Linked DNA regions of Homo sapiens: region 2 is linked to region 1. Evidence: chromatin loops called from intact Hi-C (ENCODE). Cell type or tissue: left lung. All regions are shown on one strand. Each heading gives the region's core, and the rest is flanking DNA. Links, peaks and the distances in the headings are about the cores only. Region 1 has its middle 41 kb from the start of KCTD7. Region 2 has its middle 19 kb from the start of LINC03011.

Region 1 (5,374 bases), core at 156-5,155:
ATGTGAGTATTTTCCCTCTATCCTTGAGCGGGCCCTGCTTCCTATTCCTGGGTTCAATGTCATGCCCTCACAGGTCACTCCTATCTCCAGGCAACTCATCTGGGACTTACAGGAAACACCCAATCAATTCTAGTAAAACGATAAGCTATCCATTGACCTCAGTTAAGGAATAAAACTTATGGGTGATTTTTTTCCCTTAAATTTTTTTTTCCAGTTAGAAAAGTAAAGAATACTCATTATTTACAAAACCTGATAATATATAGACAAGTAGAAAAAAAATGTGTTAATCATCATCCAGAGACAGTTACTATATGTAGTACATATTCCTATAGTGTTCCCTCTGCACTCATTCACCAAATATTTATACACTGATTGATTACTGTACGACAGCCACTTGGGACACAGGCACTTGGGACAGGCACTTGGGATACAAATGTAATTAAAAATAAATCGAACAGTTTGCTAGAAACAGAAACGGAATGCCAAAGGGTATGTGCATTTAAAATTTTGACATATACCAAACTGGTCTGACAAAATATACTATTTACATTCCCACCTACAGTGTATGAGAATCTGGTTTCCCATAACCTCATAAGCATAACATTATTGAACTTTAATTTGTCAATCTGACAGGCAAACAAAAAAAACCATTTAACGTGCATTTCCCTAAGGTTAGCCATCTTTGCAGATATTTATTGTCATTAATATATTTTCTTTGAAGAAATTAACTGATTTTGCTCATTTTTCTATGTCATTACTATTTTCTTTCGATTTATAGGTACTCTTCTCATATATCTTTCAGTCCTCAACTTCATGGTATGAAGACGCCATCATTCTAATAAAAGACTTATTAGCATCTGCAATCTGTAATCCAAGTTTCACCAACTTTCATATGATTAAGTATAATGCTTCCAAAATCAATGTGAATGTCAATGTCAGAGTTTTAATGTTAAATATAACAAAACATTATTTGTCCAAACATTAGCCTTGGAAAATAATTCCAAATGATAATCAACTCCCTAGAATACAATGTAGAGTTGATTGCTGCTGGAATGAGCAGAGCAAGCAGGGGAGCATTCTCAAGGAATGAGTTCTAGACAACAATCTTCTATTGCACTAGATCACACCCTCCTTGGTTAAGCAAAATTGTAACTCTAATCTGAGCATGCCCTTCTCCAGACTAACAGCTCAAAATTACATACAAGATAATCTGGCTACTGCAGCCTACTTTGTACCATTCTCTATGCCCTCGCCCAGGGAAGTAGCACATATGGTCAATTTATTCACTAAGTCACTAACCAAAAATTATTTATCTTAACTCCACCTAAAGTAACAGCAACCTGCAATACATGAGATGGTCTCTGTTAAAGGCATTTCTTTTCTTAAGTTTCTTTTCTTTTCTTTATTTGACATATTGTCTCGCTCTATAACCCAGGCTAGAGTGCAGTGGCATTATCACAGCTCACCATAACCATGACTGCCCGGACTCAAGTGATCCTCCCCACTTTAGCCTCCCAAGTAGCTGGGACTACACGTGTGCACCAACAACCCTGGATAATTTTTTTTTTTTTCCAGACTGAGTCTCACTCTGTCGCCCAGGCTGGAGAACAGTGGCGCGATCTTGGCTTACTCCAAGCTCTGCCTCTGGGTTGATGCCATTCTCCTGCCTCAGCCTCCAGAGCAGCCGGGACTACAGGCACCCGCCACCATTCCTGGCTAATCTTTTGTATTTTTATTAGAGACGGGGTTTCACCATGTTAACCAGGATGGTCTTGATCTCCTGACCTTGTGATCCACCTGCCTTGGCCTCCCAAAGTGCTGGGATTACAGGTGTGAGCCACCGCGCCTGGCCAACAGAGACAGGATCTAGCTATATTGCCCAGGCTGGTCTCAAACTCCTGGCCTCAAGCAATCCTCCCATCTTGGCCACACAAAGTGCTGGAATTACAGGAATGAGCCAATGCACTCAGCTCAGAATTTTTTTCTGAAAGGCATATCATAGTTTTAGCTTTGCTGCAGCCATTTCATCCATACTCACTTGCTGTGGCTGGGTAAAGTGATACACACATACACACACGCCCACACTAGTTTAGAGAAATACAAAACGCAATGCCTAGACCTGAAATGTATTTATTCAGATTTGTTAGATGGCGCAATCAAATAAATATCTGTGTTATGCTCTAAGCTTTTAAGAAATCTCTTGTATCTAAAATATAAGACACATATGTAAATGACATCCAACTGAGCTGGACTGACCAATGTACTGAAAAAGGGCTACCACATGCTGCTACAGGGCCTCACCCTGTTGGCCAGGCTGGTCTCCAACTCCTGGGCTCATGTGATCCGCCTGCTGTGGCTTTCCAAAGTGCTGGGATTACAGGTGTGAGCCACCATGCCTGGCTTAAATTCTAAACAGAAATAATAAAAGCCAGAAGATAATTTGACAGTGCTGAAACAATCTAAAGTATGATGGCTTTAAAAAAAAAAAAAAAGCTGAAAGAAAAAACCTGCCCACCTAGGATACAGTTCTAAGTGACCACTTCCTTTAAAAGCTGATGGCAAAGGCCTGGTACAGTGGCTCACACCTGTACTCCCAGCACTTTGGGAGGCCAAGGTGGGCAGATCACGAGATCAGGAGATGGAGACTGTCCTGGCTAACATGGTGAAACCCAGTCTCTACTAAAAATACAAAAAATTAGCCAGGCATGGTGGCATGTGCAAGTAGTCCCAGCTACATGGGAGGCTGAGGCAGGAGAATCGCTTGAACCCAGGAGACAGAGGTTGCAGTGAGATGAGATCGTGCCACTGCACTCCAGCTTGGGCGATGGAGCGAGACTCCGTCTCAAAAAAAAAATGGCCTGGCGAGTTGGCTCATGCCTGTAATCCCAGCACTTCAGGAAGCAGAGGCAGGTGGATCACAAGGTCAGGAGATCAAGACCAGCCTGGCCAACATAGGGAAACCCCATCTCTACTAAAACTACAAAAATTAGCCGGGCGTGATGGCGTGCGCCTGTAGTCCCAGCTACATAGGAGACTGAGGCAGGAGAATCGCTTGAACCAGGGAGGGGGAGGTTGCAGCGAGCCAAGATCTCACCACTGCATACCAGCCCAAGTGACACTGTGAGACTCTGTCTCAAAAAAAAAAAAAAAAAAAGGCTACATAGACATTTTCAGATGAGGAAAAAAAATTGTTATGGGAAGACATCCACTGGAAGAAATACCAGGGACAGCTCTTCAAACTCAAAGGAAAATTACCCTACCCCAACTGAAACACAGAGATGCAGAGGGAGTCTGGCCCAAAATACAACTTTTATATCCACTGGGTAACACAAAAATTTGTGTGACTCACTTTATTGCAGTGATGTGGAACCAAACCCATAACATCTCCAAAGTATGCCTGTAATATTTTACAGCAGCCCTAGGGAAAAAAACATACCATCCAATAAGAATTGTTGTAAACTCTACAAATAATTAGAAGAAATGAGTTTTCCACAAATTTACATCGAACTCTGGGTTCACAGCATCACTTATTCTTTACAAATAGGGCAATCATACACCCCAGTTAGCAAGCAACAGTCCTGGCCTAAAAGCACCCCCTTTGATTCTCAAAAGTGACCACCTGTGGATAATAAATTGCATGGTCATCCTATGTACGAACCCACTTAGAATACCCTTCTGTCTGTTCACCTTCAAATCCTACCCTGTTCAAGGATCAAGGGACATCTGACTCCAACTTCCCCACTGACAGGGTAATTCTCTCTCCAGTTCCTGTAGCTTTTTATAAATACAGCCATTATAATACTCATGTCCTATTACAATTACTTGCTTACATGTCCACCCCATGCTCTTAGCCACTTAGCACAGTGCCAGGAACTGAGCAGGTGCTCAACAGATGTTTTCTAAGTTTCTCAAACGATTCATCAGAAGACTGGCACAGTACCTGCAGAGACAGTGTTCTCTCACTTTTGTCCCTTCCACACTCTCCAGGGCCCAGTGAAGGTGGGAGTAAAAAATTAAACAGCAAACAACTAACCTGACAAGCAGTGTTTCTCAGACTTGAATGCACATCAATATCACTTGGAAGACTAGTTAAAACACAGAGTACTGGGTCCAACCTCAGTTTCTGATTCAGCTGGCCTGGGATAGGGCCTGAGAATTCGAATTTAACAAGTTTCCAGGTGATACTGCTAGGAACTACCTTTGAGAACCACTACTATAAAGAAAACACCACAATTATGAAAATGTCCATTTCTTCTCATGACTTCATTCCCAATGGGAGACTCCCTTTTCTGAATATGAGGAACCATGAGAGAGCTTTTGGAAAATACGAAAATCAAGACTTTTTTTTGTTTGAGACAGAGTTTCACTCTTCTTCCACAGGCTAGAGTGCAGTGGCGTGATCTCGGCTCACTGCAACCTCCACCTTCCGGTTTCAAGTGATTCTCCTGCCTCAGTCTCCCAGTAGCTGGGATTACAGGTGCCCACCACCACAACAGGGTTTCACCATGTTGGCCAAGCTGGGCTCGAACTCCTGACCTTGTGATCGGCCCGCCTCGGACTTCCAAAGTGCTGGGATTACTATAGATGCGCGCCTATAGTCCCAGCTACTCAGAAGGCTGAGGCAAGAGAAGCCCTTGAACCCAGGAGGCGGACCTTGCAGTGAGCCCAGATCGCGCCACTGCACTCCAGCCTGGAGGACAGAGCGAAAATCCATCTCAAAAAAAAAAAAAATTAACGAGGCAAGCTAAATTAGTAGGTGGCAGGCCTGTGGTCCCAGCTACTTGAGAGTCTGAGACAAGAGGATCGCTTAAGCCTGGGTGGTGGAGGCTGCAGTGAGCTGTGTTCCCGCCACTGCATTCGAGAGAGAGAGAGAGACCCATTTTTTTTTTTTTTTGAGACGAAGTCTCACTGTGTTGCCCAGGCTGGAGTGCATTGGTATGATCTCGGCTCACCACAAACTCCACCTCCTGGGTTCAAGCAATTCTCCTGCCTCAGCCTCCTGAGTAGCTAGGATTACAGGTAGGCGCCATCACACCTGGCTAATTTTTGTGTTTTTAGCAGAGATGGGGTTTCACCATGTTGCTCAGGCTGGTCTCGAACTCCTGACCCTGTGATCCAACCGCCTCAGCCTCCCAAAGTGCTGGGATTACAGGCGTGAGCCACAGTGCCTGCCAGAGAGACCCGTTTTAACCATAAAAGGACCCAGCTAAAAACTCTTCCCTGGTTCTGTCACCATCAGATGAAGCCTAAGCTCCTACATCTCTGTCCTGCACTTTTTCACTTTAATAACCACCCTCCAGGCTCGGTAGCCCATGCCTGTAATTTCAGCACTTTGGGACACTTGAGGAGGGAGGACTGCTTGAGTCCAGGAATT
Region 2 (5,374 bases), core at 303-5,302, 110 kb before region 1:
TATGCAATAAGCTATTTATCTGATTACCAACACCTATACAAGGGAAAAATAGCGTTAACTGAAAAAATTATTTTTACTAATGGTTTTTTTTTTTTTTTTTTTTTGAGATGGGGTCTCACTCTGTTTCCCAGGCTGGAGTGCAGTGGCGCGGTCTCGGCTCACTACAACCTCCGCCTCCCAGGTTCACACCATTCTCCTGCCTCAGCCTTCCTAGTAGCTGGGACTACAGGCGCCTGCCACCACGCCTGGCTAATTTTTTGTATTTTTAGTAGAGACGAGGTTTCACCATGTTAGCCAGGATGGTCTCGATCTCTTGACCTCGTGATCTGCCCGCCTCGGCCTTCCAAAGTGCTGGGATTACAGGCGTGAGCCACCGTGCCTGGCCACTAATGGCTGTTCTTTAAATGCTTTTTTGTATGTTGACTTCAATAGGGGTTTGTTTGAAATTGTGCAGTTTCACATGTCAGATACAATAAAGCAGCTTCAGCAAAAAGATTCAACCAAAGAGAAGCTACAAGTCCCTCAACTTGCCCACATTCACATTCCCACATTTCCAATTTGTTCCTCCTGCTTCAGTCAGTACCTAGCCTTGGCACGGCTGCTTCCTCTTCTCTATTTTTTTTTTTTTTTTTTGAGACGGAGTCTCACTCTGTCGCCCAGGCTGGAGTCCAGTGACATGATCTCGGTTCACTGCAACCTCCACCTCCCGGGTTCAAGCGATTCTCCTGCCTCAGCCTCCCGAGCAGCTGGGAATACAGGCGCCCGCCATTACGCCTGGCTAATTCTTTGTATTTTTAGTAGAGACGGGGTTTCACTATGTTGGCCAGGCTGGTCTCGAACTCCTGACCTCACGATTCGCCTTCTTCCGCCTCCCAAAGTGCTGAGATTACAGGCATGAGCCACCGTGCCAGGCCCTCTCTCTTCTATTTAAAAGGATAGGCACAGCCTTTGGAACTGAATGTCTTTCCTCAGGCCTCACAATAGAAAATGAGGAAAGTTCATTGTGACAACTGGCTGCCTTAAGAAACAGAATTTGGGATTCTTTCCCTTCCAGCTCCTGTTGAGTCAAAGGCAAAGGCAATAACCCAATAAATGTGGTGAGACAATAAACGGAAACTGACATAAACATAGCAATAAAAGCCTACTTCCTTCTTGACAATCAATACATAATGGAATGGGTATGATTTCACACCATAAAAGATCAGAGAATAACAGAATTTGGGCTGAAGAAAGCTTAGAAAGAAGCCACAACATTTTCCATACCTTTTGATTTTCAAAACGATATCTTAAGATTTGTCCAGAGTATTTTTCAATTGTTTCAGTGAGGCTCAGTTTGACCACATGTAACCAAAATAGAGAATTTCATGGAGGATGGTCACAGGATTGGCTTAGAAATGTAATCCTGTGAGCTGTCCCGTTTTATAAAGGATAAGGTTCGGATGGCTGCACCGAATGTTCCTCCTTTCAACGAGGCTGGGCCGAGTTGGGCTCCCAGCGGCTAGGGCATTTTTAGTCCATCTTGGTCTCTCACCTCTGCCTCCTGCTTAGCTGTCAGAATGCCAGGTGGCTGTGCAGCCCAAAGCAGCCCACTCCGTTTTAAACTTGCTCAGTTTGCAATCAGGTAACCCGCTACTGACAACAGAACCCTCAAGGCCTGTTTATATGCGGTTCTCAGGTTTAGGTCTAGGGAAGTTTCCAGGAAGCTTAGTGTTCAGGGAGGAATTCGTTTTGCTTTTGCTAATCAAAGAGACACAAAAGCACAGCTGAGTCCCGAAGCTGGCACACGGGAAATGGAGTACAACTGTCCCCTCACCAGAGCATGCAAAAATCATTTGGGGAGCGGGGAAAAGGTCCCCACCTTCCCCGAGCCTGGGGCACCCTTCATGCCACGGCCCCAGCCAGTGGTGGTCTCGACACCATGCTCAGTGCAGTGTCACACGCCAGAGCTGGAAAGGGGAGGTCCAGGCCCAAGTAAAGTGACAGAGTAAGGACACGGTGGTGGCCAAGGGCTGTCCCCTAACCCCAGTTCCGAAAGACAGTGTGGAAGTCCGTCAGCGTGGCAGCCCTTGAAGCGCTCTGCTGGTCTGGCTGCGGTCCCTCCCCTGTGCACCCCCACCTGCTGTGAAGCTCCCCAAGCTCCTTCTTGCCCAAATGCTTTGGAAACTGCCAAAGGACACTCAGAGGCCAGGGAATGTGACAGGCAAGCATAAATATGCAGAAGAGATGGCACCAACATAGCAGGCACGCAGGGCCGGCGCTCGTAGGGGTCGGGGATCTGGAGCCAGGCCTCCTACGCGGCGGCTGCGCCAGCGGTGCCAAGACCGACAGGCGGCATCGATGCACACCGGGCACCGAGTCTGCAAAAGGGGCCCTGAGCGGACTGCCGGACATCTCGCAGACTTCGGGCAGCGATCGTGGCGGCCGCCTCCCCGGGGCTCCACGGCCGACCTGCCGCCTGCCGCGGCCATCCCCGGCCCACTCCTGCCAGGCCCCCGACCGGAGCCCCGGAGGCACCCGCTCTGAGCGGCCGCGCAGCCCGGCTGCATGGAGCCCAGCGCGGTGCTCCGGCTGGCCAAGCCAGACACGGCGCAGGAAACCGCCACCCACCAAGGCAAGGGCAGGAAGAAGATGGCGGCGGCTGTGGCGGCCGCGACAGCGGTGGCCTCAGCTCAATATTTTTTTCTCAAAGGCATATCATAGTTTTAGCTTTGCTGCAGCCATTTCATCCATAATCATTTGCTGTGGCTGGGTAAAGTGATACACACATACTGGTTTAGAGAAATACATGCGCACACTGGTTTAGAGAAATACAAAACGCAATGCCTAGACCTGAAATGTATTTATTTAGATTTGTTAGATGGTGCAGTCAAGTAAATATTTGTGTTATGCTTTAAGCTTTTAAGAAATCTCTTGTATCTAAGATATAAGACACATATGTAAATGACATCCAACTAAGCTGGATCAGGCCAATGTACTGAAAAAGGGCTACCATATGTTGCTACAGGGCCTCACCTGTTGGCCAGGCTGGTCTCCAACTCCTGAGCTCATGTGATCCACCCACCATGGCCTTCCAAATTGCTGGGATTACAGGTGTTAGCCACCACGCCCGGTCTAAATTCTCAACATAAATAATAAAAGCCAGAAGATAATTTGACAGCGCTGAAAGGTTCTAAAGTATGATGGCTTAAAAAAAAAAAAAAAAAAGCTGAAAGAAGAAACCTGCCCACCTAGCATCCAGTGCTCAGTAGCTGTTTCCTTTAAAAACTGATGGCAAAGGTCTGGCGCAGTGGCTCACATCTGTAATCCCATCACTTTGGGAGCCCCAGGTGAACAGATCACGAGGTCAGGAGATTGAGACCAAACTGGTTAACATGGTGAAACCCTGTGTCTACTAAAAATACAAAAAATTAGCCGGGCATGGTGGCACGCGCATGTAATCCTAGCTACACGGAGGCTGAGGCAGGAGAACCACTTGAAACCAGGAGGCGGAGGTTGCAGTGAGCTGAGCTCGTGCCACTGCACTCCAGCCTGGGAAACAGAGTTAGACTCCATCTCAAAGAAAAGAAAAGAAAAAAAGAAAAACATAGCCCAGCGCAGTGGCTCACGCCTGCAATCCCAGCACTTTGGGAGGCAGAAGAGGGTGGAAATGAGGTCAGGAGTTCGACCAACCTGGCCAACATAGTGAAACCCCAACTCCACTAAAAAGACAAAAATTAGATGGGCTTGGTGGCGCACGCTTGTAGTCCCAGCTACTCGGGAGGCTAAGGCAGGAGCATCACTTGAACCCAGGAGGTGGAGGTTGCAGCGAGCCAAGACTGCGCCACGGCATACCAGCCCAGGTGACAGCGAGAGACTCCGTCTCAAAAAAAAAAAAAAAAAAAAAAAAAAAAAAGATGGCAAAATAGACATTTTCAGATGAGAAAAAAAAAATTGTTATGGGAAGACATCCACTGGAAGAAATACCAGGGGGAGCTCTTCAAACTGAACGGAAAATTACCCTACCCCAACTGAAACACAGAGATGCAGAGGGAGCCTGGCCCAAAATACAACTTTTATATCCACTGGGTAACACAAAAATTTGTGTGACTCACTTTATTGCAGTGATGTGGAACCAAACCCGTAACATCTCCAAAGTATGCCTGTAATATTTTACAGCAGCCCTAGGGAAAAAAACATACCATCCAATAAGAATTGTTGTAAACTCTACAAATAATTAGAAGAAATGAGTTTTCCACAAATTTACATCGAACTCTGGGTTCACAGCATCATTCCTTCTTTACAAATAGGGCAATCGTACATCCCAGTTAGCAAGCAACAGTCCTGGCCTATAAAAGCACCCCCCTTGATTCTCAAAAGTGACCTCCTTTGGATAATAAGTTGCATGGTCATCCTATGTATGAACCCATTTAGAATACCTTTCTGTCTGTTCACCTTCAAATCCTACCCTGTTCAAGGATCAAGTGACATCTGACTCCATCTTCCCCACTCACAGGATAATTTTCTCTCCAGTTCCTGTAGCTTTTTATAAATACAGCCATTATAATACTCATGTCCTATTACAATTACTTGCTTACATGTCCACCCCATGCTCTTAGCCACTTAGCACAGTGCCAGGAACTGAGCAGGTACTCAACAGATGTTTTCTAGGTTTCTCAAACGATTAATCAGAAGACTGACAAAGTACCTGCAGAGACAGTGTTCTCTCACTTTTGTCCCTTCCACACTCTCCAGGGCCCAGTGAAGGTGGGAGTAAAAAATTAGCGAACAACTAACTTGACAAGCAGTAGTTCTCAGACTTGAATGCACATCAATATCACTTGGAAGACTAGTTAAAACACAGAGTACTGGGTCCCACCCCAGAGTTTCTGATTCAGCTGGCCTGGGATAGGGCCTGAGAATTCAAATTTAACAAGTTTCCAGGTGATACTGCTAGGAACTACCTTTGAGAACCACTGCTATAAAGAAAACACCATAATTATGAAAATGCCCATTTCTTCTCATGACTTTATTCCTAATGGGAGACTCCCTTTTCTGAATATGAGGGAATATCATCCCATGACAGAAAAAGATCATCCCATGGCAGAAGGCAGAAGGACAAGAGAGTGCGAGAAAGCAAGAGGGCAACAGGGGCTGAACTCTCTTTTACAATAAGCCCACTCTTGTGATTACTAATCTATTACCAAAATAACAACATTAATTCATTAATGAGGGCTCTCTTATTAGGCCCCACATTCCAACTGTTGCATTGAGGATTGAGTTTCCAGCACATAAACTTTAGGGGACACATTTAAACTACAGCAGAGCTTTTATGTAAATTCAACCAACAGGAGATGGGAAAATCAAAGGCATGAGAAAGACAGCAAGGGTGAGCAGA

Evidence for each region. Peaks named below come from ENCODE experiments on the same cell type or tissue, not always from the same donor. Only the 100,000 strongest peaks of a DNase experiment are listed, where the experiment ranks them.
Region 2: it touches region 1 in a loop (8-fold over the local background); 5 of 110 quality-filtered maps call a loop at or near these places.

The regions. Positions count from the first base shown.
Region 1 is chr7:66,585,163-66,590,536 of GRCh38, forward strand. It overlaps the pseudogene RABGEF1P1. Among named protein-coding and RNA genes, the nearest start is that of KCTD7, 41 kb to the right of the region's middle. RefSeq lists an enhancer at 4,064-4,565. In left lung, for the core only: no CTCF peak of the experiment used is centred there; no DNase peak of the experiment used is centred there; H3K4me3 peaks cover 22 bases.
Region 2 is chr7:66,472,168-66,477,541 of GRCh38, forward strand. It overlaps the pseudogene LOC107986704. Among named protein-coding and RNA genes, the nearest start is that of LINC03011, 19 kb to the right of the region's middle. In left lung, for the core only: no CTCF peak of the experiment used is centred there; a DNase peak (open chromatin) is centred at 2,459.